2 separate regions of the Mus musculus genome follow, and region 2 is linked to region 1. The links are chromatin loops, found by intact Hi-C in ENCODE. Cell type or tissue: heart. All regions are shown on one strand. Links, peaks and the distances in the headings refer to the core of each region. The heading gives the core; the rest is flanking DNA.

The links. A loop is a pair of places that touch in the nucleus more often than their neighbours do. Peaks named below come from ENCODE experiments on the same cell type or tissue, not always from the same donor. Only the 100,000 strongest peaks of a DNase experiment are listed, where the experiment ranks them.
Region 2: a loop joins it to region 1, with 4 times the contacts of the local background. A loop is called at or near these places in 22 of 42 quality-filtered maps.

What each region holds. Positions count from the first base shown.
Region 1 is chr4:126,746,485-126,762,594 of GRCm38, reverse strand. It overlaps Ncdn (neurochondrin), which reads left to right and starts at 9,166. Exons shown (of 7, transcript NM_011986.4): 1 at 9,166-9,624; 2 at 10,514-10,654; 3 at 11,742-12,710; 4 at 13,876-14,117; 5 at 15,275-15,499; 6 at 15,907-16,049. The coding sequence starts at 9,592. It overlaps AU040320 (expressed sequence AU040320), which reads right to left and starts at 8,825. Exons shown (of 21, transcript NM_133886.2): 1 at 8,600-8,825; 2 at 5,527-5,696. The coding sequence starts at 5,668. In heart, for the core only: a CTCF peak has its summit at 8,608; DNase peaks (open chromatin) are centred at 9,104, 10,114, 12,144, 12,234 and 1 weaker place; H3K4me3 peaks cover 3,230 bases; H3K27ac peaks cover 3,037 bases.
Region 2 is chr4:126,832,983-126,849,092 of GRCm38, reverse strand. It overlaps AU040320 (expressed sequence AU040320), which reads right to left. Exons shown (of 21, transcript NM_133886.2): 10 at 13,394-13,622; 11 at 12,335-12,458; 12 at 11,674-11,806; 13 at 9,346-9,494; 14 at 8,296-8,447; 15 at 7,849-7,987; 16 at 6,458-6,617; 17 at 2,593-2,735; 18 at 1,830-1,952; 19 at 1,226-1,316; 20 at 191-282. Among named protein-coding and RNA genes, the nearest start is that of Gm25604, 20 kb to the left of the region's middle. In heart, for the core only: a CTCF peak has its summit at 9,001 (motif pointing right); DNase peaks (open chromatin) are centred at 8,982 and 10,102.

The sequences.
Region 1 (16,110 bases), core at 5,320-13,319:
CCCCTACTGCTAACGTAGTATTCAGCCTACAAGAACTTTTATGTGCCAAATTTAATACTTGCTTAGAATACCTCACATAAGCAATAAGGGCCAAATTCTTGCTCTGAAGAAGTTGACTAACTCCTGAGGAATTTCCAAGTTCTTAAGGGAATCTCACATTTGTTTCCAAATGATAATCACCAGGTCCAAAACGCTATTTTCAAACCACATAGCAGTAAAATTATACAGAAAGCACTGACTCAATAGCCCACAAGGAAGAAAGGGTAGCTTTTATCACACAAATCACGATCGCTCACTTCTATCAGTGGGCTTCACTACTGAGTCCAAAGCAGAAATGAAAACGAGCCGCCTAAATGAAGTCAGTGTGTACTGGGAGCTCTACCAAAGGGGGCCAGCTAGTAAGTGGTCCCCAGGACTGGGTGGTAACTGCACAGCTCCCTTATTTTGCGTTATGTTTTCAGTAAGAACTCCTATAACCCATGAGTTAAATGATAACAGATTAAAAAACAAAACACCTTTTTATCAGGGGGGAAAAAACCTGTAAGTGCTCAGGTAAAAGCTGAGTATACACAAGATACTGGCACCAACTCAGGCAACCGGACAGGGTTTCACTGGGTCACTTTGTTGTTGCACTGTCTGGTAGGTTTTCATCTCTTTATTAAAAATAGAGAGAGAAGCTGCTGTTCAAAAACAGTGGAAAACAGAAGAATAAAAAGAGATCATGGAGCGGGGCGCCTTTAGTCCCAGCACTCGGGAGGCAGAGGCAGGCGGATTTCTGAGTTTGAGGCCAGCCTGGTCTACAAAGTGAGTTCCAGGACAGCCAGGGCTACACAGAGAAACCCTGTCTCGAAAAACAAAACAAAACAAAAGAGAGAGAGAGAGATATCATAATAAATAAACATTCGGTTATACATTTTATTTTAGATTGTTTTTCTATTATGTGAATTTTTTTTCATTTCATACCATTAGAACTGTAGTAAGCATGTAGTTATTTATCTTGCTTTTACTATTTGTGTAGGATATCTCCCCATATACTTATTCTTCTAAAGTAGGGTAGTATCTGTCCTAGTTTCTTTTCTGTTGCTGTGATAAAAAACACCATGATCGGGGCTGGAGAGATGGCTCAGCGGTTAAGAGCACTGACTGCTCTTCTGAAGGTTCTGAGTTCAAATCTCAGCAACCACATGGTGGCTCACAACCATCTGTAATGATAACTGAATCTCTTCTGGGGTGTCTGAAGACAGCGACAGTGTACTTACATATAAAATAAATAATAAATAAAATCTTTTTACAAACAAACAAACAAAAACACCATGATCAAAAGCAACTTGGGGAGGGAAGGATTTATCTCAGCTTACAAGTTACAGCCCATCAGCAAGGGAAGCCTAGGCAGGAACCCAAAGCAGAAACCAAGGAGGAGAGCCGCTGCCTGGCTTGCTACCTCCAGTTTTCTCAACTACTTTCCCTGTGCAGCTCAGGCCCACCTGCCTAGGGATGGCACCACCCACAGTGGGCAGGCCTCTTCTATATCAGTTAGCAATGAAGAAAATCCTTCTCTGGGTAGCCATAGGACAATCTGACAAACATAATTGTTTAGTTGAGGGTCTCTCTTCCTGGGTGATTCTGGTTTTGTGCCAAATTGACAGCTGAAAGTAATTATGACACTATCACATAAATACGTAAAAACATTACTGCGGGGGTCACTGGGCAGGAGATGGCAATGTTTCAAAGTACAAAATAAACAAGTGTCGATGATTGTCCCTATTTCTAACAACTGTCTAAAGATGTACTTAAGACAAACTTCTTTTGTTTCTGTTTTTGCATTTACTTATTTTGTTTGTGCATATATGTATGTATGTGGGTGCACATATGCCATAGTGTGTGTGTGTGTAATCCAGTGTGTGTGTATGTACACATACCATAGTGTATGTGTGTGTGTGTGTGTGTATATATATATATATATACACACACACACACATATGTTATAGTATGTATGTATGTGCACATGTGCCACTGTGTGTGTGTGTGTGTGTGTGTGTGTGTGTGTGTGTAGGCTAAAGTCAGCTTGTAAGTCAGTTCTCTACATCCATCATGTAGTTTCAAGGACTGTCAGGCTTGCCAGCAAGTATCTATCTCTCTGGCCCAATCTTTTGGTTTTCTGAGACAAGACTTCATTCTGTGGTCAGTCTGGCCTGAAATTTATAGGAGTCTTCTGTTAAGAGATTACATTAAAGAGACAGATGTAGTGGCACACACCTTTAGTCCCAGCATTAGGAGACAGAGGCAGGTAGATCTCTGTGAGTTCAGAGCCAGCCTGGTCTATATATTAAGTTCTAGGATAGCCAGGGCTATCTCCAGAGACCCTGTTTCAAAACACAAAAAAACAGAAACAAAAACAAAAGGATTATATTACAGGCCTGAATCACCATGCCTAGCTCTTGAGCTATACATACATATACATATACATTTATATCATATACATACACACAAACACCAACATATTAAAGCCAAGGTCACTATGTGTCTAAGATAAACTATTTTTATTTATGTATGTCAATATGCACACATACACGTAAGGTGCCCTCAGACTCCAGAAGCTGGCCACCTGACCAAACCCGGGTCCTCTGCAAGAGCAACTAATGTTCTTAGCCACTGAGTCACCTCTCCAGTTCCTCTCAATTCCCACACCAAAAACAACTCTTTATTTTTTTATAATTGTATGTGCATTTGTTTTGTTTGCATGTATATATGTGGGCCACTTGTATGACTGGTTACCTGCAGAGGTCAAAATAGAGAGTTGGATTTTCACTTGTGGGGACAAGTGAAATTACAGAGGGTTGTGAGCCACCATATGGGTTCTAGCAAACAAACCTGGGTCCTCAGAAAGAGCAGCCTGTGCTCTTAACCACTGAGCCGCCTCTCCAGCCCTAAACCTCTTAAAAGGGGAAGTAAGTCAAGGGGTATGAGCTTTTTTAGATCTCCTGACACTTATGCCAAGCTGTTTTCCATTCACATCTTCTAGCACTGACCGAGGGCAACAGATCTCCCTTAGTAGCACTATGTCTTCTTTGCTCTGTTTGCAGTGTGGAGTTGAACCCAGTGCCTTTCACATACTAGTCAAGTGTTCTACCACCAGCCTATATCCAAAGCCCCTAGATATTTTCGGTTAATCTTCATCAGGATAGATTAAAAATAATTTCTTATCTAAATTTGAAATTCCCACAATTCTACTTGTAACCAAGTATAAGGGAAAAATACAGAAAGACTCAGAATTTTTGAGACTTTGTAGTCCTCCCCCTGAACACTGATTCTTTCCAATAACCAGTTTCATATCAAGGTTCTGTGGAAAAAAAAAACAACAACAACAAAAAAAAAACTTTGGTCCAAGAATCACCAATGGTCAGAAGGAACCATGGTGGAACGGAAGAAAACAAGCCTAACAGCAAACAGGCTGAGTTAGGGTCCTGCTCTGCCCTGTTCTCTCTATTTGACTCTAGCCAAGTAACTTTGCTTCTCTGGGTCTCAATTTCCTTATTAATACAATGAGTGTAATCTATTTCAGGATTATCACAAAAATTAAGTGAAAAGTTATGCAATGTTCCTACAAGTCTGGTATATGGTAAGTACACTTTCAAAGAAGTGATTTTCCTGATGTGACAGTACTAAATTAATTAATTAATTAATTAATTAAAATTATCTCACATAAAATGATGCCCAGAATTAGCCAACAAAGCATCATTTTATTTAAAAATAAATATTTGGGTCAGCTTTCTACGTACTGCAACCTCCACCACTATAATCATGCAATCATCAGCTACTGTAAGACAGCAAAAACCCACAGTCAGTGCTGCGAAAATTGCTAAATACAGTAATTACTTGATTCTCAAGATCATGTCAACAACAGAAATCTTTGTAGCTGTCAGAGCACAAGCTGCATAATCAGCCATGACAGTCGTCTCTGCAGCAGGCTTTTGGTCTTTGTCCAGAATAAGGGCACACTCAGAAGTCCTTAAAGGCTGCTTCCTCACACTCCATATTATGTCAGCAAAAGAATGATAAATGTAAAGACAGGGTCCGAGCGTATTTTTAAATTTGGCTTTTGGCATTTAGCCTTCTTGGCACTGATGCCTGGCAAGAGGCTCTAAGCAGGTAAAATGGTCTTCAGAAGGACAGTTGACTCTGACAAGTCCATCAACGTGGCTCTCTTCTATTAAAAACAACAACGAAGTGTTTGGAGCCAGTGAGATGTCTCAGCTGAGCAAGCCTGACCACCTGAGTCTAATCCTCAGAATCCACACGAAGGTGGAAGGAGAGAATTGGTTTCACAAAGCTGTCTTCTGAGCTACACACACAGACCATCGTTGCAGGCATGTGCAGCCCTTTCAAATTATAATAAATGAATTTGTTAAAGTAGTAAGAATCCACCAGACATGGTAGCTCATACCTTCAATCTTAACACTCAGGAGACAGAAGCTGGCAGATCACTGTGAGTTTATAGCCAGCCTAGTCTATATATCCAGTTCTATACCAGTCAGGGATAACACAGTGACACCCTTTCTCAAAAACAAAAGACAAAATGAAGTGTGCATTCCTCTAGGTAAGAAAGTCAAACATCCCTTACTAAACAGGCATGGCCACCCAGCATTCACTCCATGCTTTTACTATATCATCTCTCAAGTCAAGCTAGGAGGCAGAGCTAAGATTAGAACAGCAGGGCAAGGGGATCATGAGGTCAGAGCCAGCCTGGGCTACACAGCCAGATCCTACTTAAAAAGATAGACTTTAGGGAATGTGCCTCAGTCATTAACGTCCAGCTCCAGGACCCCAGTCTATCCAATTCTGAATATTTGTTTTGTTTTAATTTGTCAATCTACCTTTATAAAATGGCCAACTGAATACCAATTCTCCTGTATGAGAAAAAAATCCAATTCATATCTTGATTCCAAAACAAACAAAGCAGGGTATGGTGGCACTCGAGGCAGAGGCAGAGGCAGAGGCAGAGGCAGAGGCAGAGGCAGAGGCAGAGGCAGAGAGGCAGAGGCAGAGGCAGAGGCAGAGGCAGAGGCAGAGGCAGAGAGGCAGAGGCAGAGGCAGAGGCAGAGGCAGAGGCAGAGGCAGAGGCAGAGGCAGAGGCAGAGGCAGAGGCAGAGGCAGAGGCAGAGGCAGAGGCAGAGGCAGAGGCAGAGGCAGAGGCAGAGGCAGAGGCAGAGGCAGAGGCAGAGGCAGAGGCAGAGGCAGAGGCAGCTGAATCTCTGAGCTCCAGGACACACACACACACACACACACACACACACACACTCCAAAAACCAGTCTCAGGAAAAATAAGCAAGCAAGCAAGCAAGCAAACAAACAAACAAAAACAAACCCAACAAGTAAACACCCACCAAAATGATGGCCATTTATGTCAGCAGATGGCTTTTCTACCTCCTAGTAGGTCTTTAAAACAAACTCATAATAGTCAGGATACTGATTGTTTGAGGGGGTGCAGGGTGGAAGAGGTTACATCTTAAATCTCAGATATGGTACCTGTTGACAACCACAGAACGCTGAAGCAGAAGAAACTGTAAAGCAGGTACAGGCTTCTCGGCAGCTTCACTGATGTCTGCCAACAATATCCTGGCAAAACCCAGGAAGCGGGACTTGGCTTGACTCCCAGTCTCTTCTCCATGGCCTTCCAGAGAGGCGGAACCAGTACACTAGAAAGACAGAAAGAGAAGAAATTATATGCCAAGCAATTAATAATTGATTCCTGGAAATGTGGAATGCTAGAAAAATGTGACAGATCAGAAGAAAGAGAAATTTCAAGTGTGTCTTTCAATGTTCATCCCTGCCAGTAAATTTTCAGCTTGAGCTTCAGCAGAGCCTATAATTATCAGCGTAACAACAGAGCAAGGATATATAAAGTGAATCTGCTGTTAAAGTGATTTTTGTATCCCATTGTTGTCTAAGCTAACGTCTGTGAGAGAACGGGAAAGAGCACCAACCTGGGAAGGCAGGTCTGATTTCCCCCTTCAGCTTCTACTAACTGCTCTGTGATTTTGACCAAAGTACTTCGTTATCTATGAAGAGGTTGGACTTCCTCTAACTAATTCTGATTATACTGCCCAGCCTTGCAGTATAGTTTTTCAAGGTGATTCTCTTTAGGCACAGCAAGCGCGTTGCCCTGTTTGCTCCCACCCCCACCATCCCTATCTTACAAATCTACCCAGGTCACACTTTCACATCAATTTACACTTTTACATTATCTGCCTGATCCAAGTCATTTGCAATTCCTGTCTTAAGTACTTGTATACTTCTCCCCATATGTTTGACTTAGGCACTGTGCTGGCTACTCTGTAATCTAGTGGCTGTAGGATGGAGGGGAGAAGAAAGAGGAACGATATATATATATATCAAGATGAGTTGTTGACAGGGTTCTAAGAAACAATTCAAAAATCTGTTGACTAGGCATGGTATCTCGTACCTGAAGTCCTAGCTACTTGGAAGGCTAAGGTAGAACTGTTTAAATCCAGGACTTCAAGGTCAGCCTAGAGAATATAATGAGACACTGTCTCAAAAAAAAAAAAAAAAAAATCTTGTGCTGGCAGTGGTGATGCATAACTCTAACCCCAGCACTGGGGAGGCAGAGACAGGCAGATCTCTGTGAGTTCAAGGCCCGCCTGGTCTACAGTTTCAGAACAGCTGGGGCTACAGAAAAACCCTGCCTCCAAACAAACACAATTAGAAATCTTCTGATGAAAGAAATGATAAATACGAAGCTGTCACCCACAGCTGGTAAATAGCACAGACTGGCAACCCTAACCCTCACTTCCAGCCAGCATACAAAAAGACCAGCATTGTCTGGAATGGATTTCAATGCCAATGCCAAGAAATGAAGAGGCAAACATAAAACTCCAAATTGAGGTAATGCCTTTCTCTGAGCCATAGGCACCGAATGGACTCTTATCTCTCTCACTCTCTTCTACCCTTTCCTAGTCTAGTTTTCCCGTAATTGTACATTAGGGCACATGGGTCAGAAAAGAGGTGTGTAGGCCACAAACACATTGAAAAGATCATGAGGTGTAGCCTAAGAAGCTATACTCGGAAACTTCGCTAGCCTCCCAGGATGGAGCTGAGAGAGTGTATGTGTGTGTGTTCGTGAGTGTGTTCTCGTTTCTGCCTACCACAAAAGGATTTAAAACTAAAGGTGACTCAACACCTGTCATCAATATCTTGGCACGTGGGTGGGAAAAGCAAAAAAGAAAGGAGAAGGCTTTGAAAACAGGAGTAATAAATACCATTGGACTAGCAAACTGGTTACAAGTGCATGGGAGAGGCAGAGCTAATCTCATTTGCACTCCTAGCCATTTACTCGGCTCAAACCTACAATTGCCTATGGGCACAAATCACTGCTAGGGTCCAGTTAAAGGCTTGCTGACCAGAGGCAGGAACGACAAAACACTGCTAAGACCCAAAATGTTTGTTATCAAATCAAAGGGTAGCAACCCAGGGAGAGAACACACACACCCCCACAATACTCGACAAATGAAAATCTAGAAAAGCTCCCGGTAGTTCTGGCATTTAGGGCGTTACAAGTACACCCGAAATAAAAGCACGCTGTTGCAGCAGCTGTTCAGATACAGCAGGGGGTAATGTTTACTTAATACTTCAGGTTGATGGGGAATGTATCATAGTTCAGTCTGTCAGCTACATACGTGGAACTCCATTTATATACACAGCGATAAGATATGTTTGAATAACGACAGAGCCGGTCTATTCAACGGGTGTGAGTAATCAAGAATAAAGCTTTAAGAAAGAAAGAAAGAAAGAAAGAAAGAAAAAAGTCCTAGATGTTTGAGAAAGTTACAGAACAGACTGCATGAATAGCTTTGCTTATATTTGCAAACACTGTTTTCCAAATAGCTGGAAAAATGAACAGATTGTTCTAGGAGGTCGTCTTTCCAATTTGTTCCTAGTTTCCAGTCTGTTAATCACAAGATAGCACAAGGAGAGTCAGCTAAGGAGCTTTAACAGCTTCTATTGTCAGTTGGGCACAACCACCGTGAGATGAGACCAGGCAAAGCATTCCTGGAACCCCGCCTGAGGTCTTCTACTTTGACTTCCTTCAGTTCGCTTTTTGTGCTCACTGCAGCCACCGCAGGACCCTCTAAGGGGCATAATTGTCAAAATTCTCAAGGAGGAAGGTTTTCGCCAACGAGCCCAGCCCCGCCCCCTTTATTCTGTATCAACTTTTTTTTTTCCCTTTTCTTTTCTTTTAATCTCGATGGGAAGATCATCAAACACCAGAGACAGCAACTCGGGACGAGGCTGCAGAGGTCGAGAGTATCATAAGGACCGCAGTGCCTCAGCCTGGTCTGCCCATATGTCAGGGAATAGAGGGAGCTGCCTGACCAGGCCTGAGTCCCAAAGCGGAGGGGTTCAGATTGGGACTCTGGCACCTGCAAGGCTAGAAGCAGCAGATTTGTCCTGTCCCAGCCAGGAGCGCCATCTCCGGGTCCCAACGCCGGACCAGCGTACCCGAGGCATCGCCCGTCCCGCCTCTGCCCCTCCCCTGAGCTCCTGGTCCTCGGCCTGGCAGTCAGCCGCCCCGGCCACCTACCGGGGCTCAGGGCCACATAGAGGGGTGCCGGCTCTCGGCGGCCTCCGCCTCCTCCCGATCCATGGGCTCGGGGACCCCCAACCTTCTCTCCCCTCACGCAGAGGAGGAAGAAGGAAGTGCTGGCTCCCCACCCGGACAGCTCCCTCTTGCCTCAGCCTCCCTGGACAGCGACCGCGGCCGGAAACGCCGCCTCCTTCCCACCTCCCGGGGCTCAACCCGGAAACATACTCTTCACGCTGAGCCAGTCCTCCTGCCCCCACCCTCCGGAAGCGCAATTCCAGCCGCGAGCCCAAAAGTGGGAGGAGGGGCGGCGCTGAGGGGAGAGCTACGCACAAGCGAGGACGTCCGGGCCCTCAGCCTTTGGCCGCGAGCCCTTGCGGGGCGGCCCGCACCTTTCCTCCTTAGCTCGAGCACTCAGGCCCCAGACTCGGGCAATTGCCCACAAGCAAGATGGCCGCACCGGAGGCGCCCCCCTACTGCTTAGCGCCCTGCTGTGCCATTGGTCAGAGTGCGGAGTGAGCCCAGCGCCGATTGGTCGAGAGCGATGCGGGGGTGGGGGTGGAGCTGTAGCAGCCTGGAGCCAAGAGTGGGCAACGCGGCGTGAGCAGCAGCCCCAGGCTCCCGGAGCATCGCGCCCGGAGAAAGACTTCGCCGCTCGGGGCCGCAGCCTGGTGAGCTCAGCCCCCTTCAAGCCCTCCCCTGCATCTCAGCCGGAGCCTCTCCGAACCGGCGCTGATCGATGCCGAGACTCCCCAGGGACCCTATCGCGACTCCATCGTGCCATATCTCGACATCACCGTACCCTGTCGAGACTCCATTTTGTCACAACCCCTTTCAGTATTTATCTATCTACCTATATATTTTTTTAAATTTGCCCTATCATATTTGGGGGCTGTCCCCTTCATGTCGTGATTTCGCTGTGATCTCTCCGTGACATCACCGCGCCATCGTGAAGTGTGATCTCATCGCTGCCCTGTCGTTCGACTTCATCAATGTCGTGTTGTGACCTGGCTGCGGCGGGACAGGTGGTGACCGCCAGGATCCCTTCTCCCCTTCTCATCTCTCCATCACTGCAGCCCCGCTTCGATTATCCGGCTTTTGGATTCTGTTATCCTGAGAGCCACCCGACCCCTCTTTCCTTCTCCAGCCAGTGCCGGCACCCACAGGCTGTTAGCGGGACGGACAGGGAGAGTACAGGGAGCACAAGGGGTTAATGTTGCTGCTGCTGCAGCAGCAGCTGCAGCTCCTGCTCTTGCAGCCTCTGCAGCCTCTGCAGCCTCTGCCCGAGGGAGGGAAAGAAGAGAAGGCAAGGAGGCTGCGGGGGCGATTAAGAGCCCTGGCTGGAGGGGTGGGTCCACAGGGGAGTCTTCAAAGCCTTCTCTGGAGAGCTTGCCTTCTCACTCCTGCTGAAGCCAGTCTACTTTCTCTGAAGAAGGGAGGGGAAAGGAACCCTAGAATGTCCTTTTCTTCCTTGTCGGCGTGAGTCCGGATAATCGAACTTGACCCGTGTCTGTCTGCATTCCTCCCTGTCTGTCCTCACCGCTCACTCCTCGTGTGCCTCCTGGAGAGAGATAAAACCCGGTGTCTGGTGCCAGGGGCTGCTGAGCAGTTGGGCCAGCTCCTTCCCACTTCTAGACTGGTGAGGAAAGCTGTCCAGCTGAGCAGCGGCATGCATGGTCCTCATATCCCACTTTTCTGGAGGTGACCTTGGACCAGGGTCCCTTCTTCATCCTAAAGAATTTGTAGGTCCAGCCTCTTAAAGGGGCTCCCCCAAGGGAGGTCAGTCATGAGGAAGCCACCCTTCCAAATCCACCCCCCCTCCCTCTGTGCTAATCCCTCCCTACATCCTCCACTTCCACCCCCGCCCCCGCCCCTCCTCTGCAGAGGGATGCTCAGTCCCTCTTGTGTTCACAGTTGGGCAAGGCGGGCATCATGGCCTCGGATTGTGAGCCAGCTCTGAACCAGGCAGAGAGCCGAAACCCCACCCTGGAGCGCTACCTGGGAGCCCTCCGTGAGGCCAAGAATGACAGCGAGCAGTTTGCAGCCCTGCTGCTAGTAAGGACCTGGAAGGTGGGAGGGCTGGTCAGGAGGGCCCCCAAAGAATGGGGTCAGCAAGTCTCCAGGGGTATCTAAGTGGTATTGGCAACCCGGAGGTACCAAAAAAGGCCTGAGACCTCTACCTTTGTACTCTGTTCTCTTGAGAATGGGGGAAGGGGAGAAGAGGGGTGAATAAGACTGTGGCATGGGACCACGGAGGAGGCTGCCTGGATTTGCTTTTTGGGGCGTCCCGGAGCAGATGGGAGCTGACTCATAGGGTAACAGCAGCAGGTTGTAACTAGTGCAGAGTACTTGTGGGCCGGGGTAGCTTTTCCTCGACCTGAGAGAGTAACAGGATGGGGAGTAACTAGCAAGAGGTTCTGAGAGATGACCAGAGTGATGATCAGTATGTCAAAAGTAAAGGGTCTTAGTCTGCTAGAGGAACCCAAGCTGGGGACAGCAAAGCAGGAGCTGCAGTGCTTGGGGTGGGAGGGGGGGGATGAGTTGGTGTGTGGGGGGTGAAGGGAGGAGGGAGTGCAGCAGTTGCTTGTTTGCCATGGCAACAGGGAGAAGGCTCTGGAGTCAAGGGCTCACACTGCAGCAGAGGAGGTGTTTAGGCGAAACGTAAGGGGAAATGTTTTGACATGCGGAGCAACGAGACACAGGAGCCATTTCCCGTGAGAAGGTGTCGGAAATGGATCAGAGACTTCTCTGGAGAGAAGTCCTTAGGGAAGGACCCTGAATCCTTAGAGGATTTGAGTTCTGAAGCCCCTTGCCTCCCAGGTCTTAGGCATATGGATTAATGGATTAGAGACCAGGAGGCACTCCTCAGCTGGCCAGGTGATGACCGTTTGCCCAGATGTGTAGTGAAGGGCCACTGGACAAACTCCTTTCCATGAGGCAATCAGACATGATAGGGATACCAGAGGTCACACCTGTCTTGTCTCCAAGGAGGAAGGAGGAGCTGGACCAGATGACCCCAGAATGGATCCCATTGCGTAACCCATTCCTGCAGTGCCCAGGGAACAGGGTAGGGACAGTCTTTGCTACAATTCTTCTCACTCTGCTGATAGTGTATTACCCTCCCCCCCCTCCCCCCCCCCAGGTAACGAAGGCAGTCAAAGCAGGTGACATTGATGCCAAAACCCGACGTAGGATCTTTGATGCCGTTGGGTTCACCTTTCCCAACCGACTCCTGACCACTAAGGAGGCACCTGATGGCTGCCCTGACCACGTTCTCCGGGCCCTGGGCGTGGCCCTGCTGGCCTGTTTCTGCAGCGACCCTGAACTAGCCAGCCATCCCCAGGTCCTGAACAAGATCCCCATCCTTAGCACATTCCTTACAGCCCGGGGGGACCCTGATGATGCTGCCCGCCGCTCCATGATCGATGACACCTACCAGTGCCTGACAGCTGTTGCGGGCACACCCCGAGGGCCCCGGCACCTCATTGCTGGTGGCACCGTGTCTGCCCTGTGCCAGGCGTACCTGGGGCATGGCTACGGCTTTGACCAGGCTCTGGCACTCTTGGTGGGGCTGCTGGCTGCTGCAGAGACACAGTGCTGGAAGGAGGCGGAGCCCGACCTGCTGGCTGTGTTGCGAGGCCTCAGTGAGGATTTCCAAAGAGCCGAAGATGCCAGCAAGTTTGAGCTCTGCCAGCTGCTGCCCCTTTTTCTGCCCCCAACAACTGTGCCCCCTGAATGCCACCGAGATCTGCAGGCTGGGCTGGCACGAATCCTAGGAAGCAAGTTGAGCTCCTGGCAGCGCAACCCTGCACTGAAGCTGGCAGCCCGCCTGGCTCATGCCTGCGGCTCCGACTGGATCCCAGTGGGCAGCTCTGGGAGCAAGTTTCTGGCCCTGCTCGTGAATCTAGCGTGCGTGGAGGTACGGCTGGCTCTCGAGGAGACAGGCACAGAGGTGAAAGAAGACGTGGTAACAGCCTGCTATGCCCTTATGGAATTGGGGATCCAGGAGTGCACCCGCTGTGAGCAGTCCCTGCTTAAGGAGCCACAGAAGGTTCAGCTCGTGAGCATTATGAAAGAGGCCATTGGCGCTGTCATCCACTACCTGCTGCAGGTAAGGATCCACTGGCCCGCAGAGGACGTACGAGTGTGATGGGAGATAGCATAGCTGTACATGCTGGCTGGTACTGGTAGCAAGCGCTCTAGGAGTAGTGTGTGGCCGAGCCTCCTTCCCTCTCCCTCCCTGCCGTGGGCCTCCACACAAGCACCATACCACACACCATATGTGCTCTCTGATCACAGCACACACACACACACAACACAGAAACCTCCCACTCACATATACTCTCCAGTACACACACTCTACACATCACACACCAAGTCGAAGCAGACTGTTCTGCTCACGCTAAAGCATTGTCTCACATATCAGCCTGGCTACGTATTTACATGTCTTCCAAGTAAACTTGTAGGATGCAGGAGAAGGATGGGGGGGGGGGACGGGGAGTGGCCTGGTTCCTGCCTCTGGAGTTTCTGCTGAATCTGTTTCCCCCTCCCATGTCCTTTACTCTCTGTATTTGCAAGGCCACCTCTTCTGCCCCCTTAGGAGTCAGGTGCGATTGGTCTCTTTAATGGCCTGCTTCAGCCACTGGACTCACCAGCCTTATGTCCAACAACTCATGCTAAGCTCTGATTTTATTTTCTGATTTAAACCAAAACATGGGTGACCTCTCACTACTTGATAGCAAGTCTTTTTCCCTTCCCTGCCTCAATTCAGAGCCTCTCTAAGGAAATGTTACGTTTCCTCTGGCTCCCCAGCTACCTTAGCGGTACAGTTAGGAGTATGTGACTTGAGTCTTTAAGCACTAGACATACTGTCTGAGACCCACTTGATTCCATTGTCCACACTGAGGTCCCACTAGGTGACCAGCCCCTGTGGGGTGAATCCCTCCCATGTGCTAGGTTTTTGGGTAGAGGTAGGCTTGTTGCCCCCACCCCCTTAAGTTATGTTTATCTATTTCTTAGACGTGGTGGAAGGACGATGCCTGCATGCCACAGCACACATGTGGAGTTTGGAGAGCTAGTCAGGTCTCTCCCTTCACGCTGTGATTCCCAGGAATCAAACTTAGGTTTTCATGTACCCACTGAGCCATCCATTTCACCGGCCCTCGGTGCCCACAAGTAATGGGCCCACAGGCCAAGATTTCCCTTGAGTTCTGTTACTGGCAGGCAGAGGAGGGTACCTGGTTCAGCTCTGTTTCACTGGGGTCTTGTGACCACAGGTGGGGCCAGAGAAGCAGAAAGAGCCCTTTGTGTTTGCCTCGGTGCGGATCCTGGGTGCCTGGCTGGCGGAGGAGACCTCATCCCTGCGTAAGGAGGTGTGCCAACTGCTGCCCTTCCTTGTCCGATATGCCAAGACACTCTATGAGGAGGCTGAGGAGGCCAGTGACATTTCGCAGCAGGTGGCCAACTTGGCCATCTCTCCTACTACACCAGGGCCTTCATGGCCAGGGGATGCTCTCCGGTGAGTTTATGGTTACGGGTTGTCCAGCCAGACCATTCCAAAGAAAAGGGTTTCCAGGATTGGTGGCACATGCCTGTAATCCCAGCAGTTAGGAGGCTGAGGCAGGAAGTTCTGAGAGTTCAAGACCTATTTGGGCTACATAGAAAGCACCAGTTCCTCCAAGGCTATGTCAACATAGCATGGCCCTGTCCCAAAAAAAGAGAGAAATTAGATGGATGGATGGATGGATGGATGGATGGATGGATGGAAGAAAAGGGTCAGATAGGGATGCCCTCTTTCCCCTAACCTGGGCTCCTGATGTCATGAGTGTCTCCTTAGGATCATTTTTTATTTGTTTGCTTTAGGGGTTTCTTCCCACAGAACTCCTGAACTGTCCCCATACTGCTTGCCATCTCAAATTTAAAAAAACAAAACCAAATCAGGGTCTTATCAAGTAGCCCTGGCTGTCCTGGAACTTACTGTATAGAACAGGCTGGCTTCAACTCAGCCTCACAGAGATCTGCTGCCTCTGCCTCCCAAGTGCTGGAATTAACGTATACAGGCACAGATACACACACACACACACACACACACACACACACCCCTGGGTGATGCCCAGATTTTTATTAAAAACAGAATTTAGCCGGGCGTGGTGGCGCACGCCTTTAATCCCAGCACTCGGGAGGGCAGAGGCAGGCGGATTTCTGAGTTCAAGGCCAGCCTGGTCTACAGAGTGAGTTCCAGGACAGCCAGGGTTACACAGAGAAACCCTGTCTTGAAAAATCAAAAAAAAAAAAAAAAAAAAAAAAAAGAAATTGCATCCACACTTTTAAAATAAAATGGCTGAGCTTGCTGGCTTACACCTTTAAGATCAGCACTTGGGAGGCTGAGGTAGGATCGCTTTGAGTCTGAAGTCACTCTGGGCTGCAGAGGAAGACCCTGCCTCAAAAATTATTTAAAAAATAAAACTGCCGTAAATGAGCTCAGAGGTTGGGTTGAGAAGTACATAGGCCACAATTAAACTGGGGCAGGGCCCCATGGGCTGGGGCGTGAGCGCCTCTGACGTCTGAGCTTCCAGTGGGAGTGAGACCACCTCCCCTGACTTCTACGTTCTTTTTCAGTCAGGGTGCTCTGCCCTTATCTCTCCCACCTCACATTCATCTGTCTCCACATGTCAGGCTCCTCCTTCCCGGCTGGTGTCACCTGACTGTTGAAGATGGTCCCCGGGAGATTCTGATCAAGGAAGGAGCCCCCTCACTTCTGTGCAAGTACTTCCTGCAGCAGTGGGAACTCACATCCCCGGGCCATGATACCTCGGTGCTGCCAGACAGCGTGGAGATCGGCCTTCAGACCTGTTGCCACATCTTCCTCAACCTGGTGGTCACCGCTCCAGGGCTGATCAAGTGAGGGGCTTGGGAGAGGCTGGGAGGAGATCCCGGGAAGCAGAGGGGGTCTAGCACCCGTTTTCAACCTCTGACTTAGTTTCCCTGTAGCCGTAGGCTGAATGTTAGCATAAGCCGGTTTCAGAACAAACAAAGCCAGTGCCACTTGAAGGTTTGTTGCAGCAGACCCCCAGGTATCCGAGGGCATGTCTGTCAGCTCCAGCCGTCACTCAGCTCAGCTACTTGGCATCTGACTGACCCAGATGGCAGGGTTGAAAGTCAGAAGTTAACACTTCACCCTGCCTCACGAAGTCCTGGCAAGCCCTGGCCTGGTAAAGCTAGAAACCTCAGATGCCAGGTTTTCCAAAGGGCTTGGTGGAGTCTGCTAACTTTCCGCCTGCCCCATCCTCTGCTCCCTTCCTCTCCAGACGCGATGCCTGCTTCACATCTCTTATGAACACCCTGATGACGTCACTGCCCTCACTAGTGCAGCAACAAGGGAGACTGCTTCTAGCTGCCAACGTGGCCACTTTGGGGCTCCTAATGGCCCGGCTCCTTAGCACCTCTCCAGGTAAGCCTTGGGGACAGAGTATCTGAGTGGACTTGCAGTGTTCGGAGTGTAAGCCTCCGCT
Region 2 (16,110 bases), core at 4,919-12,918, 87 kb before region 1:
AGACAGAGAGCGATGGGTGGGGGAAGGAAGGCCAGAGGAGAGAGTTCTGATCAGGTCTCTGCAGGGAAGCCGCTGACATTGACCACAGGGCCACTGAACTAGAAGTAACGGAGCAGGCGAAGGAGCATGGAGTTATAAGGAACATGGTGACAGGGCTCTGTGGCCTCAGTGCCAGCTCCCACAGTCGTACCTGCTCGGGAGGTTGGTTTCAGCTCCAGGCTCTCCTGATCTGTGGCATCCAGGATCTTGTATCTGCTTTTCCTCTTGGGTTTTCCTTTTTGCCTAAAAAAACCACAAACCCATCTCTGCTCAGGAAGGTTTGTGAGGCACGTGAGGGAGTGAGGGCATGAGGGCCTACCCCAGCATAGCCGCCTCTCCTCACCTCTCAGCCAGAGCAGGCAGAACCTCAGAAACAAACGCTGGGCTGGAGGGGGAGGGAGAGAGGCCATGCAACCCGGAGCTGCTGATGGCTTAGCTGTGGCTACTGGGGATTTTTTTTTAACTCTACTTTTCTAACTTTTAAAGGAGGTCATACGTCAGGTTCCATCCAAGCCCTGCTTCAAACTGCTCTCAGACAGATGGTATGAATATACTGAGCCTGGGTTCCTCATCCATGAATTGGGAGAAGGATGTTGGAGGTATAAAGGCTAAAGCTTTCTGAGTGTTGGGGCATACAAGGCCATACTTTTGGATCAGTAACTATCACCTCTTGTATGAGCCAGGCAAATGTTTTACCCCTGAACTATGCCCTTCTTTTGAAATCATGTTTAATAGTGAAAAGCACGCAATAAATGTAACATAGAAGAAAGTACACAGCTAGTTAGGCTGTTGCAAATAAAAACAAAGAAACAAACTAGAACAACCCCTTATGAACTCAGCTGTAAGTGTGTGAAACTCTCCTGTGTCCAGGTATGAGGCTGGGCCATAGCACTTCAGAGGATGTGCACCCAACCACACCCCACCAGGGTCCCCACCTTGCAAATCTCTACAGTGACACCCCTTAAGTGAGGGCTTGTGCCCTCTGGCATTGGTAATGAGAATTTTCTGCTGCAGGCCTTGGGGTGGTCAACCCCACCACAGTGACTGGGAGCCCAGTGAAATCCTATAAGAAAGACGCCAGACACCTCATGGAAAAAATCCTGTGACATGAAGCCAGATGGACTTCAAAGAATTCATCTTACCCCTGCCCCCACCCCCACCCCACGTCACTACCCCATCTTCTTGCCTCTTGCAGCAGCAGATTGTAGTCCATGACAGGATCCCCAAGGCAACAACAATGACAAAGGAGGCAATGATGACGTAGAGCACGCTCCATTCTGCAAAGGAAAGGTGGGGGTACATGAGAGGCTGCCCCGCACTGGGGAGGAAGCCTGTAAGCTTCTAGAATGCCAGTCTCCCAGAGGGACTCTGAGCACTTTGCAGTATGCAAGGATACATCTTTTTCCCCCCTCAAGACATGGCCTCTCTACGTAGCACTGCTGTCCTGGAACTTGCTCTGTATGTAGACCAGGCCAGCCTTGAACTCAGAAATCTGCCTGCTTCTGCCTTTCAGGTGCTGGGATTAAAGATGTGCACCTTTAAGATGGGGAATGTGGGTTCCCATGAGGCCCGGCATGCAGGCACTGCAGAGAGACAGAGGCCTGTCTGGCGGCACACGGTCCCCAGGCTAGGGTGTGCAGCTGCTCTGAACGCTGCAGAACCCTCTGCTAAGGCTCAGTAAGTGTGGAGGAAGGACGAGTCCTCTGCTCTAGGCTGCCTCCAGCTCCTGCCCCCTCAGCACAGCCACACTGCAGCCAGGCTGGCACAACACCACTCCCTCCCTCACTCACCACAGTTGCTGTCTCCATCCCTCAGCTGCACCTTGATGAAATTCTCCATCCAAAACGGGTCACAGACACAGCGCTTGGTGAATGAGTCACAGTGGCCATGGTCAGAACAGTTCAGCTGACATGCTGAAGGTGGCAGAAAAGTCGTAAAAGTTAGCAAGCAGGGGACAGCCAGCTTCAAGGGCTCATGAAAATGAGGTCCCGCATGTTGGCTTCATGTGACAGGCGGGTACAAGACCCTGGTCAAACAGCTCCAACGAGTCTCCTTTGCTGTCTGAACCAGTGATGCTCAACCCTGCATGCCTCCACCACAGAGTGACGTCATTCCAGAAACAATGCATGAAATATTACCAGTGATGCTCAGCCCTGCATGCCTCCACCACAGAGTGACGTCATTCCAGAAACAATACATGAAATATTACCAGACTAGGTGTGAAATCTATAAGAGCTCACATTTTCTAAATTAGACGTATGTATGAAAACCTTATGGAAGAGGCCTGCAGTGGACCCAACAGCAGCTGACTGAGGCTGCGCTGAGGGACCATCCTCCCACCATGCCACGAGGCCAACTGTCAGTTCTTCAGCCTCAGAGTCTCAGCTTTATTAATGCTGCCTGCCTTCAAATCTTAGGGCGATGGTGAATTAGAAGGCTGGATAAAATAAAGATCCAGTTATTTTCTTACCAGGCTCACAGTTCCCCTGTGGGCCCCGGGGTGAGTCCCCATGGGAATGTTTGTAGGAGCTGTGCTCACAGCCCACAACTTACTGACTGTGCTGATTTCCAGGGCTCTGAAGATGAGGAAGTCAGCCTTCTGCTTCTGCAGCTCGCTCTTGAGCATGGCTGCCACCTCATGGCCTTTGAAGAGCTGGTGGGGAGGGTCGTTCTGAACAAAAAACAACATCTTGGTGCTGCAGAGACAGACAACAGCGTCAGTGTGCTTACACGGTCCACACAGAGACAGACAGCAGCGTCAGTGTGCATGGTAGCAGCCCTAGCCACATCTTCAACTCACCCTGTGTCTGTGACAGACATAGTACTCAGCCTTTGGTGACATGCACTGCCACAGCAGGCCAGCAAGAAAGGGGTTCTGTCCTATCTTCATGTTACAGAGGACAACACAGAGAGGGCCCCAAGGAGCAGAGCCAGATTCCCCATCTGTTACCCAGGACCCTAACGCTTACTCCTTTTTAAAAGATACTCTGATTGCAGGAGGCTGCCGTCCAAACAGTCAGCAGGAGCAGGGAGAATAGGGTCTGGCTGTGCCTCCATCCCTGCTATCAGCCTTTGCAAGCTAAAACAGCCAGGCACCTGGGTTTGTAACCGGTCACACGCAAAGCATGTCATTGCTTTGTGAATGTCAATGCTGGAAAGATTATCTGTAAACCAAACACTGAATTCTGTGATAGCAAAAGGGCAGGCCCTACACAGCGGGGCTGCTGGTTTGAAATGACATCACTCCAAGCCCAGAATCCATTTGCTTTCTACCTGTTGTTTGAACTTGTGACTGCTCCCTCTGCCTTAATTTCAATCTCTCTGAGGGCCTGCCCCTTAGTACCATAAAGCAAACCTTCCCAGTCATTGGGCCACATGGATTCTAGATACAACCAAGATACTGACTCATCAGTATGCAGGACAGCTGAGGGTCCCAAGTATCCCAGGGGCCCTGACCAGCTGCTTCCAGGACAAGCTATGCCAAAGTACAGCGGCACCTTCCACGTATGATGTAAAGTTGAGCTGTCCTGTCCTTGACTTAAAGCTAACAATGGGTCCTGCAAACTCCAGACCCTAGCCTTTACAATAAAAGATGGGAATTCATTAATTACCATTTCCTCCTGTGATCCACCGGTAAAGATTTTATTTCTGCCTTTACCAGTAGCGCTGCCATCTTTACCCCCTCTCCCACAATACCAATCTCTACTAAGTCATAGCAGCAAAAATGTACCAAGATCATAGACCCCAAATCTTCCAGAGATGCCACAAGCCATCAAGTTTCAAAATAAACTTCTGGTAATACCCACCGATCAGCTAGCCAGGGAGGTGATGCACACTTTTAATCCTAGCCCTTGAGGGTGAGGCGGGTGGACCTCTCTGAGGTCTAGTCTACATAGCACATTATAGGTCAGTGGGGGCTACATAGTGAGACCCTGTCTCAAAATGAAATAAAAGCAGACAAACAAACCATCACTGGTCAAGTACTATGTATTATAGATTCACACAGACATTGTATTAAAATTTTTTACTACACTTATTTGTATGTGACTGTGTGTGGAGCTCAAGAGGCAACTTATGGAAGCTGATTCTCTCTCTCCACCATGTGAATCCCAGGAACTGAACCCAGGTCATCAGGCTTAGCGTCAATCTCCTTTGTCTACTGAGCCACCTCTTGGGCCCACATTGTCATATTTAACCCCCAACAGCAATGCTATAAACTAGGTGCTAGAGCTTCCACAGGTGATAGGCAGTCGTCACACTTCCCTGGTGGGCACCTACCAGTGGGGTAGGTGAGGACGGCCCTGTTTCTCTCTGCAGTGCACATGTCCCTCAAAAGAGGAGCTCCCCACCCACACCAGGTGTCCCTCCCTGCACTGATGGCACGGGTGCTCCTACCTAGTCAGCTCCCAACACCGTGATCAACCTACCAGCTGTTTGCCCAGGGTGCTCCCTAGCCATGGACACAGCATTCTTTTTGTTGTTGGTGGTGGTGAGGTTTTGGTTTGGTTGTTTTGTTTTGTTTTGTTTTGTTTTGTTTTTCAAGAAAAGAGTCCTAAGTCTGGCAAGGTGGTTAAGAACTCGCATGGCTCTTGCGGAGAAGTTAGACTCCCAGCACCCATGAGGGAGGTGGCTCACTACTGTGTAACTCGGGCTCCAGGGGATCTAGTACCTCGGCCCCTGCAGGCAGCTACACTCACAGACACGTGCATATGTATGAGAAGTTAAAACAGTGTCCTAGTGACACAGCAGACTCACAGAAAGCTTGCACCCTGAGAGGTCCAGCCCTACCCTACCTGAGTCACAGTCTCTTCGGATGAGGCCTGGGCCCCAGTTGGCTCCCTAAACCCCCAGGTGACTGTCACGTGAGGCTGGGGTAACTGCTTGCCCAGGATGCCCCAGCTTCAGCTCTGATTCCAAAGCTGCTCAAAGTTAGTGTCCCTCCCTGGAGCTGCTCCCATCTGCCACCCCTCACCTCCTACAGAGACAGGAGGATCTCTGTGAGTTTGAGGCCAGCCTGGTCTACAGAGTGAATTCCAGTATAGCCAGGGCTATACAGAGAAACCCTGTCTCAAAAAGTAAAACAAAAACCAAACAACAAACTAAAAGGGTACGTCTATATCCAGCCTCCACCTTCTTCCCGCATCAGTGCTTGCTCTGAGCCACCTCTTCAGCCCCAGCTTCCAATTCTGTGCTCTCAGATGGTAGCACTGTCTTTTTGGCAGTCTATGTGGCACTCTCCTTGGGCTAGTTTTGTGTTTTCACCGCACTGCTGGCAGCCCCTCCAACTCCCAAATTCCATGGCCACTTCTTCCCTCCTCCAATAACCCTGTCTCTCAGAAGGGCTGGAGAGATAGATGGCTCAGCAGTTAAAAGAACTGACTGCTCTTCCAGTAGTCCTGAGTTCAAATCCCACGCCACATGGTGGCTCACAACCATCTGTAATGGGATCTGATGCCCTCTTCTGGTGTGTCCGAAGACAGCTACAGTGTCTTCACTGTATAATATATATTTATTATTATATATAATAAGTAAATCTTAAAAAAAAAAAAAAGAAGGTCTGGAGGCAGGAGGTTCAAGGGTTCAATGCCACCCTGGGCTACATGAGGAAAAAGTCACCCTGAATTCAATAGTCAAGTGTGAGTTCCTTGTCATCCCTAATATTAGTTCGCAGGCTGAATCACTGTCCAGCCCCAGTCACCTCATCTCACAGGTGCTGACCCAGGCACAGCACCGCCCTCCTCGGGCACAGCACTGCCCCCATGGCTCCTTCTCATTCCTTCTCACCAAGAGCTAAATGAGGGCTCTCATCTTGTTGCTGCTGGACACACCCAGAAACTCCCAACTGCTCCCCTAAAACCCCACCCTTCTTAGCTTCCACACCACTCACCTCCCTGAAAGCAAATCTCAGCAGGGATTGCCTTGCTTTTCAAACTAACTAACTTGAGCTCCTTTGTATGCAAGTCTCCCAGTCTCCCCGGTTGCACCTCTGAGCACATCCTGCTTGCACTTAGGGGGGCCCACTGCCCACACGCTCCCTTCTCAACCCTTTAGTTCTCATAGGCTGGGTAAGGCAACCTTTACTTCTGGGCACACCTCCTCCAGCCCTCCTGGGAGAACTAACTGCTCTAGCTGTTTCTTTACGGCCACACAGTGGCCCCTGCTCTGCAGTGAGATCATAAACATACTTCTCTCCATCCCAGACTAGAGCTGACACACGGGATCTCTTCCGCCCCTCTTCCCGAGCCTGTCTGAGCATCTATTACATGACCACGGCCTGACTGGCAGGATGCACTCCTGAGCAGCTCCTGGTTGGAGCTCCTGGTTGGAGCGCCTCCTCAGCCTGGCCCACTGCTGCTCCCCTGGGAAGCCTGAGAACCCCAAGGCCTTCCTATGGTCCCCACATTCATTATCCGACTACCTCTGCTCCGTGTACGGCTGAATCTTTTGCACAATGATGTCGGAATCCAGCACCCCCAGGAGGACCCCAATCTGGCGGATGAGCATCCCCTTCAGCCTCTCAGTCAGCTGACTGACGTTCACATCCAAGATGATCTCCACTAGGTTGCTTTTCCTGGGGTCTGGAAAACAGGAGGATCAGTCATGGCTTCAGAAGTGGGCGAGTTAAAACAGACCTGCCTGTCGCTGTGTTTGCTTTGGCACAGAAGGGGAAATGGTGGCAGCAGTTAGATGTCCCTCAAGTGGGAACAAAGAGGAGTTTACTCCTAGCAGAGCCATGGGAGCTGGTTTAAGGCTTCCCATTACCCTGAGAACTGTCACACAAAGTGCCAGGATGAGGCACAGGCCAGGGAGCCTCAGGGGAGGTAAGACACGGTGGTCTTTGCGTCACCAGCCCTATCTGACACTGACAGGCACAGCTAAACTCTCCATCTATGTGTCCCCTGAGCCAGGGACATGCTGTACTTTGTTTATAAATATGAGAGACACCCCTCTGTGCACGCCTTCTCCCCACCCCCACCCCAGCCATCCTAGCAGGGAAAGTCCAGGAAGTCAAGAGATAGCTTGAGCACCATAATGTTTTGTTTTGTTTTATTTTTAATTTTACTTTATTGGTGTTTTGGCTGTGCGAATATATGTCTGTGTGTCTGTGTGAAGGTACTGGAGCCACAGACAGTTGTGAGCTGCTACCTGGGTGCTGGGAATTGAACTCAGGACCTCTGGAAGAGCAGCCAGTGCTCTTAACCGCTGAGCCCCAGCGCCATATTGTTAGCCTCTAGCACCTGGATATGGCTACGCTTGCTGGCCAGATCTGAAGCAACTATAAGTTGCTCAGGAAACCTTGAGTGGAAGAGAGTCAGGGTGCACTATCTGTAGCCTGATTTTGAACACAGATGAGACCCAGTGTGTCTCAGCCACTATCCTTCCTAGAGGCAAGGCAAGGGCTGACTGTCTTCCCAGGACCCTTCCCAAGATAGAGGCCATGCCTGAGACTGACCTAGGGCCCATCAGTCCTGCCCACTCCCACCCTTCCCTACCACAAAAACAAGCTTCTGTTTAAGGAGGACATTTATTGCTGAAACCCTGAGAAGTGTGCCGACATCGCCTCACCTTCCCTGGATTTTCAGATAAAGCCTGAGGGTCAACTTACAAAAATAAACTGTTTTCTGCATCTCCATGCTGATGAGACATCATGACTCACGCTATTGCTGTGCTCAACTTCCCATGGAACCCTGGTCGGTCATGCACAAAGGAGCAGGTGCTGGGCCCAGGCTCTGCCTGCCTGACACACTGCTGTATGGCTCGGGGCAAGCCTGCCCTCTCTGGGATGGAGGCCTTGCAGGCGGGGCTCACCAGGCTTCACTTCCACTGTCGTCCGGTCTGTGTCGCTCTCGCCCTTTGCATCTGTCACTTTCAGGTGAAACGTGTAGGTCCCCTCCACCAGGTTGGAGAGGAAGAGGACAGGGTGGTGGTCAGAGTGATTCAGCACCTCCTGGGGGCGGGAACGACATGGCTGTGCTCTGGGACAGAACGCCACCCCTTTCTTGGAGTTAGCTATTGCTTGAGCCACACAGCTCTGCTGGTGGACAGTCACCGCACTGCCCGCCACAGCTCCTAGGGTCAGGAGAGCCAAGCCCCTGAGCACAGCAGTTGTAGAATGACCCACGGGAAGGCCTCCCTGACTCCAGAGCACAATCTCAGTCTGATATCGGGGCCTGCATGGCTAAAAAAGATCCTGGAGGGTAGGAACCCCCTCTTCACCTCCCCCCTGCCCCGTCACATCCTGACACACTCACTCACCCCTGCGGCTGGGCTCGTCTCATCTCGAGTCCACAGGTAGCTGACTATCCCCTTGTCATCTGAGGACCTCGAGCCATCCAGCTCAGCTGTGCTCGTGGGCAAGGTCACCACCACGTTCCCAGCGATCTTGGCTACTGGCGGTTTGTTTATTTCTAACCAAGGAGACATCAACGACATAATGTGACATTCTGGGAAAGCAAGGCTTCACGTGCAGAGCTGCTGAGGAGCTCAGCACAGAGAGCACCTCGAATAGGGAGCTGTTAGTGCTTATCCAAGAGTGCAGAGCAAAAGCCACGCAGAGGGGACAGCATGCCTCCCTCCTGTGGCTCTACAGCAGGTCTCCACTTTAAAGGAATTTAGTGACTAGAAATGAAGACCAGGGTGCTTAGAACCAGAGGCTCAGGCTTTGCTAGTTAACAGCATAACCTCCTTTCAAGCGCTACTCTTGGTGTGTCTTCTCTCCTTGTGCTTCATAAGAAAAAGAAGAGTGTGACCCCTCTAAGCTGCGGCCCCACAGACTCTATGGCATGGAAGGTCGTCTTGCCAGGGTGTTCCTCAGCTTAGTCAGCACAATTCTGTTTGGATGTCACCCGCTGACGAGGTGACTTTTCTACTACCAGTCCATGGCCTCTCCCAAGTCCTCCCCAGACCCTGTGAAGCCAAGAGGACAAGGCAGATAGATGTTGGCCAGAGGCTGCAGTGCAGCCGCCATCCCAGCTCCTGCCAGCAGGTGTCACTGTAGCTATCAGAGAGTCACAGAAGCCCAAGGACTTAGCATAGAGGCAAAAGCAAAATGCAAAGCAAATAGCTGTCAGTGCTTTCCATTTCATGTAAGAAGGAAGAGCAGGAAGGCGGCGTGGGGCTGGGGCCAGCGGGAAGGGAAAGGGGCTTTAGAATCAGCAGCCACTCTCAAAGCTCCCTTCCCGGAGACTGCTTTTCCTATTTGCCTCTAAATCAATCCTGTACCACATAAGACAGGGCGGACTCCTGGGCTATCCCAGGAATAGATAGACCCACTAGGCTGCTGCACATGCCCACAGCAAGACGCACCTTCTTTGACAATGACATTAACGGAGCTCTGGCTCTGTAGGTTCCTCTCATCTTTGACAGTCAAGGTGAATACATAAGTCCCGACTTGCAGCCCAGTCACAGTGGCGACACTGCTGTTGGCATTCTCCAGCTGCACCCCGTCAGGTCCCCTAGACGAGAGAGTAATCAGAGGGCGGAGTCGTACCTGTCTGCTGCTCCCCTGGCAGCAGGAAGAACAATTATTACCTCAACTGAGACAGGAACAATTGTTTCCCAAACCCTGACAGGAAATGTTTAAAAATATTCCGTTTGGAAAGTATCACTTGGTCCTAAAACACAGGCTACTTCTGGTCAGAAAATTCCACTCCTCAGCTGTCAAGCACATCTCGGCTTGTCTTTTATATGAGCTTCTAGAGCATTCCACCCTTATTATTCTGGCTTATATAAGCAGTAAGTCCTCTGAGCAGCTCTGGGATCAATAGGGGGCTCTAGGATGAGGCTTCTGAAAAGCGTTTCTGGCCCCGTAGCTAGTGTGCTAGCAAAGCAGCACACTGCACTTCTTATCCACAGCCCTGAGCCGCCCTTCAGCCCACCCTGGAGAGAAGTCAGGGAAGGATGCAGGCCAAGGGGGCCAAGGACCTCTCAGGATGAAGCCATCTTCTCTCCATATCGCAGACTCCTCTAGCCCTTGGACAGCGCCACAAAACACCAGGACACTAACTACATCCTGCCTCCTTCGCACTGAGTCTCAGCACAGCGGCCTGCAGCAGGCTTCTGGCCAGCACACAGGCAAGGGCTGCACACATCCAGAGCCCTGCACACCCACGCATCCTTCCAACTAAGGACACCCAGAGAAAGCTTCCAGCTCCTAGCTCTGCTTTTGAAACTTATTACCTCTGACCCCAGCGGCTTCTCCTGAATCAGTCTCATCTAGGAAGCTCCACTAAGCACTATTTACACTGCAGCCACTGCTGAGCCTCTGCTTGGGGGCTCATCAGGTCTGCTTACAATAAACAGCTACAAGAAAAACACATCAGCTAAGGGAGACCCAGCTCTCCAGGGCAGCTGAGGAAAAGGATGTCTACTGCCTAACACGGACTTCCTAAGTAGATATTAAAACCCTTCCCCACCCACCTCCAATGCTGTAATAAGATCTCACTCTCTCTCTCTCTCTCTCTCTGTGTGTGTGTGTGTTTGTGTGTGTGTGTGTGTGTGTGTGCGTGTGCGTGTGTGCGTGTGTGTGTACACATATGTGTTAGGGGTAAACCCAGCCTGTCTTTGTGGCTGCTGTTTTGGAACTGGAGAATGTTTTCAGCTTCCCTAGAATCCCTTCAGTTCATGCAGAACTCTGGATACAAGTTAAATTCCATTTTCTATGGTTCATAAAAGCTGAAAGAAATTGTACAATCAGGAATAGCTCAAATAGGTAATTACAACTTAAAAAGAGTAATTTTTGGCTGCAGTCTTTGATCTTTGGCTAACTTAACTGAAAACCAAAGTCTCTGAAGAGCAGTAACACAGGCATGCTTTGCTTTTTGCTTTGCTTTGCTTTGCTTTGCTTTGCTTTGCTTTGCTTTGCTTTGCTCTGCTCTGCTCTGCTCTGCTCTGCTCTGCTCTGCTTTGCTTTGCTTTGCTGATGAAGGTTCAGTTCCTCTCAGGAGCTGCCTGCCCACTCCTCAGTTAGCCTTACTAGTCAATTTTGAACAATGGTATCTTTCTGCTCCATTACCTTCCAACCTGCCTCTCAAGTGTAACGAAACTATGCATTTAGCAGATGGGTGGTGCCTGCAAAAGCCCAAGCTCACACAGTGGGGCTAACTGATGATATACATTCTCTCTTTTAAAAAAAATCAGAAAATCTTTCTTAAGAGTTGAACCTTAGGGGCTAGAGAAATGGCTCAGCGGTTAAGAGCATTGAGCCCTCTTCCAGAGGTCCTGAGTTCAGTTCCCAGCAACCGCATCTGTAATGGGATCTGATGAACTCTTTTGGTTGGTCTGAAGACAGTTACAGTGCACTCACATACATAAGATAAATAAATCTTTAAAAAAAAGAGTCAGCTGGGCGTGGTGGCGCACGCCTTTAATCCCAGCACTTGGGAGGCAGAGGCAGGCGGATTTCTGAGTTTGAGGCCAGTCTGGTCTACAGAGTGAGTTCCAGGACAGCTACAGCTACACAGAGAAACCCTGTCTCGAAAAAAAAAAAAAAAAAAAAAGAGTAGAACCTTGGGATTGTAAACCTTTCTTTCTCACTCTCCGGGAGAGACTAGTAAGAATGAGTCAACTCTCAAAAGCAAATAAACCCTGCTGCTCCATGGCTGGAAACTCTGCCCAGATGGCATCGACACTCACCGACTCTGCTCCCAAAGGTAAGAGACGACTCTCTGGTCATCTGTGCTCTTGCTGCCGTCCAGGGTTGTGCTGTCCACGGGCAGGGTCAGCTCTTTGTCTGGGCCTGCATCTGCCTGAGGAGGCTTGTTGTTCTCTAGGACAAAGATGCAGCCATCAAAAGCAGCACTCCAGGTGGCAGAGGAGAGGATCCATTGGGGCATCTGCTCTGGTAGCCATGGGAACTCTGCCTCTTAGCCCAGAGCATTACAAGATATGTGGGAGAGATGGATGCCATCAGGGGACTCACAGTAAAAAATGAAACTGAATCATGTCAAACAATTTTGAAGTTTTTACAGCTCACTACCTCTGAAATCTAATGCAGTGGGCTAAGAAGAGGTAGACACAGTTTTCTAGGCATTGAGGGCTTTGCAACAACCCTTTAAAACCAAGTAGCATTTGGTATGATGGTGACGCCATCTCCCAGGCCCTCACCATCACACAGTAACTTGCAAGGCAAGGACACACACTAAAGCTCAGAAGTCTTGTAAGGCAAAGGGTGAGAGCCGGGTGGGGTGACTCTCAGGCTCTGAGGGGCGACTGCCTGCCTTCCACTTCTCTGGCCTGCAGCCCAGAACTCCAGCCTGTGGCCCCAGGGCTGGCAGGATCCTGGGGAGGAGCTTACCAGGCTGCACAATCACAGTCACTTGGGCGGTGGCCTGTTGTCCTGCGGTGTCAGTCACTGTGAGCTGGTAGGTATAGTCTCCTTCTTGCATTGCGGACAGCTGCAGGGCTGGCGTTCTAACTCCCTACATGCAGAAATTCAGGCATGGGAAACGACTCCCAGGATCACAGCAATGCACACAGTACTCACTCGGGAAGAAATACTTCAGCCAGGTCTTTAAAACTAACTTGGTACTGGGGGTGTGTCCCTGGTCAGCACAACGAATGACCATTAACAGAACAGCGTGAGACATTGTACTATTAAGAATTTCTATAGATTCTGTGGCAGCAGAGAAACCTATCAAAACACATGAACTAAAGCCAGGTAAAACATGCTTTGTGTCATGCCTCTAGACACCTGAAGGTACAGAGCCCTTCCGGCCTGTCAGAAGGAACATTATAAATAACTGGAGGAAAGCCTGCAACACAGGAGCTTTCTAACAGCAAAACCTGGTGGCCTAGGGCTGAGTTCTGCTTGAAGGCATTTTGCTTGGCCTGTCGTGCTGAATGGTGGGAAATTCCACCCCAAAATCTCATTTCTGTCTGCTCTTAGCAAGACTGTCAACTAACACTAAGACCATCTCTCTGTGTGATAGCAGCAGGACCCAGGAAGCAACAGGTCCCTACTCGCCATAGCCGCCCAGGTTACTCTACTTGTTTAAGTGCCCTGTCTATTTCACAGACTTCTGGGGAGGGCATCTTGTAGCTAGATGATCTACCAGTGAGCTTAGGGAGGTTTGCACGCTGGTGGCATCTGTGTGGTGTGACTCTCTGGGTTGGGTCACCCATAAGAGACAAATTTCTTACCTAGCCTCCTAATACTAAAAGTTTCAGGTAATCTGATAATCAGAGGTCTAAAACTTTCACTAACCAGCAAATTTCTGAATTTGTTTGGGGATTTTAAAAATCTAAATGCACAAGCCTGACTTTGAGAATAAAATGGGGCAGAGAAAGCCTGAGCAGTTGATGGAATCAGAGCCTCCCTGTCCCCTGAGAGAGGAGGTATGGTGCGCCCTCCTACCTGCATCTCCACCACCTTCCCTTTGCTGCTCGGGCTGAGCGACCACTCATAGCTGGTGATGCCGTGGTCATCCGTGCTCTGGTTTCCAAAGAGGGTGATGGAGTTCTGAGGCAGGGTGATCACTTGGTTGGGGCCTGCATTGGCCACGGGAGGGTAGTCCACAGCTTTGTTCACAGTCAGGCTTGCAGTGGTGGAGTTGGTAGCCCCGTCAGAGTCGACAACAGTTAAGCTGTTGGGAGAGAAGAGTTAGTAGGGAGGAGGACTGAACATCAGGACCGAGCAACCCCAAGGCGGCAGGAGTTTCCCTCCTACCCATCCTGCTGCAGAAGCACATTAATGTTAGCGCTGAAGGTGACTGAGGCTTTCCTGTGAACCAGGCGAAGTCCCAGATGCTTTCTATCTAACTGAACGACCACAAAGGCTCTGGAAAGTCTAACCTTCGTGTTCTCCACACCCACAGGAAGAGATCACAGCTTGACAGCAGTGGCTTCAGGATTTGTAACCCAGGTCCTATATGCTAGCAGCAGTTTGTGCTGCTGCCTGTGTCTATCCACTTGCTGAGGCATGTTCAAACATTGCAGAGTATATCATGGATACCAAAGCCCAGAAACCCTGGCTGGCCTCGAACTCACAGAGATCTGTCTGCCTCTGTTTCTGTCTCCGGAGTGCCAGGATTACAGGCAAACACCTTAGCCTGCTCAGAAGCCCATTCTTAGGGAGGAATAATCCCTGGCCTCCATTCCTACAGAGCTCACAGACAGCACACCACGCTGCCTGCAGCAGGCTCTCCACCCTTGTTCTGTTTCAGCCATGCTGAAGCACAAAAATGGGCGTGGACACGCTGGGCACAGAGCTCTGGGACAGACCACGAAGACGCGTTCCAGAAAGGTGGGAGCTTGAGGTGGCAAGGAATGCTCCTACGCAGCATGCCCACAGTATGTGCAGGGAGAAGCCGGGTTTATAAGAGCAGACTTCCACCTAGACGATGCCTTCCGGCTGAACAGCCTAAAGCTTCTCACACCACCTCAGAATGTGAGCATAAGGGAGCAGGGAAGTTGGGATCCTTCCATTTTGCTGACAGAAAAGCTTTGAAAAGACATGCAGTTTGTTTAAATCTCACCAGCAGCCTCAGACATAGCCAGACACCTGTGGAGCTTCCTTCCAGTCTTACCTGTGGTCTGTAGGGCATTCTGGGTATTGTAGCCTTTATAAGAAGGCATAGATGCTTGGACTCTTAAACAGGCTCAAGTATTGGACAAAAGGATCATGGGACTCAGCCTCTTCCCCCAGGCCCTGACTTCTCACAGGTCTGTGACTGTTGACGCACTACAGTCACATGGGCCATTGCTGTTGTTTCTGACTATTCTGGGATGGTCCTTGGGGGGCCCTCAGAGACCTTAGAGAACAGCACCTGGCTGCAGGGCTAGGGCAAACTAATGCCGCGCAAAAGCAAGAGTGAGAAGATCAAACAGAATCAAAAGCCCAATCTCATCATATCATAGATTTAAAAAAGCGTCACTTCCTACCCCCATCTATCCCACATCGTAGGTTACCACGTGGTGAAGAGCTCAGACTCTGAAGGCAGACCACTGTGTGACCTTGGGCAAGCTACTTAACCTTCTGCCAAAATTACCAAATCTGTAAAATGAGAATAACTAGAATTCCTGTTTAAAGGATTAAATGAGATAAGAAATCAGAAAAACACTTTGCACACAGTACATGTTCCAAAAATAGTGGTCATTCCTGTCACCTTTGGCTTTGTTTGGTTGGTTTGGTATTGGGGTTTTGTTTTGTTTTGTTTTGAGCTGGACTTGCTATTTAGCTCAGTATGAGGTCCCTGCTTCAGTCTCCCAAGTGCTGTGGTTACAGGTCTGTGCCACTATGTCCAATTTTGTCGTTATTTTTAAAAAGTATCAACTTAGCCCAGGGTAAATTCTATGTTAAGAGGGAAAGTTCTAAGAAACTTAAGGTAGACATCACTCAAAATTCCCATTCAAGCCAATGAGAGGGCCCCAGGCTGCACTGTAGACCACTGCCCCCTCTTGTACTTTAAGAGCCAGTGAGAATGCCACCAAGGAAGGGCACACGTACGGAAGGGCTGTGCTATGATGTCAACTCCGTGTGACCAACAGCATCTAGAACTCAGTAACCCATGGAGGACAGGCACCGTGTATGTGTGTGTGTGTGTGTGTCTCTCTCTCACACACACACACACAATCTTCAAATAGTAAATACTATTCTTTGAATGCCCTTCTTAATCTGTTGGAGTGCCGTCTACTTTATAGACCTCAGTTTCCATGAGGCACTCTGTAATCTCTCCAGAGGAGGGCATGTCTCACCTTCCTGTATATTCAGTGTCTCAGCAGCATCTGCCACTGTGGAACTCATGTCTCTGTGTGTGTGTATGTGTGTGTGTGTGAGTGTATGTGTGTAAGTGCATGTGAGTACGTGTATATAAGTGTGTGTGTGTGTGTGTGTGTGTGTGCGTGCGCGTGTGTGTGTCCCGGGGTGAAGTGGGACGATCCATGACTGGAGGATTAGAAATCTTTTGACCTCTACTGTGTGACTCAGAGGTTACTAAATACAAACGACTTTCTCTAACCCTATCATCTGCATAAGGAGCATGATACTCATTGCAAGTATACCGCAGCATAAATATGCAAATATAGGGAATGCCCTAGAGTAAGCCTAAAGCCTCATTCTCTTTTAAAAAATTT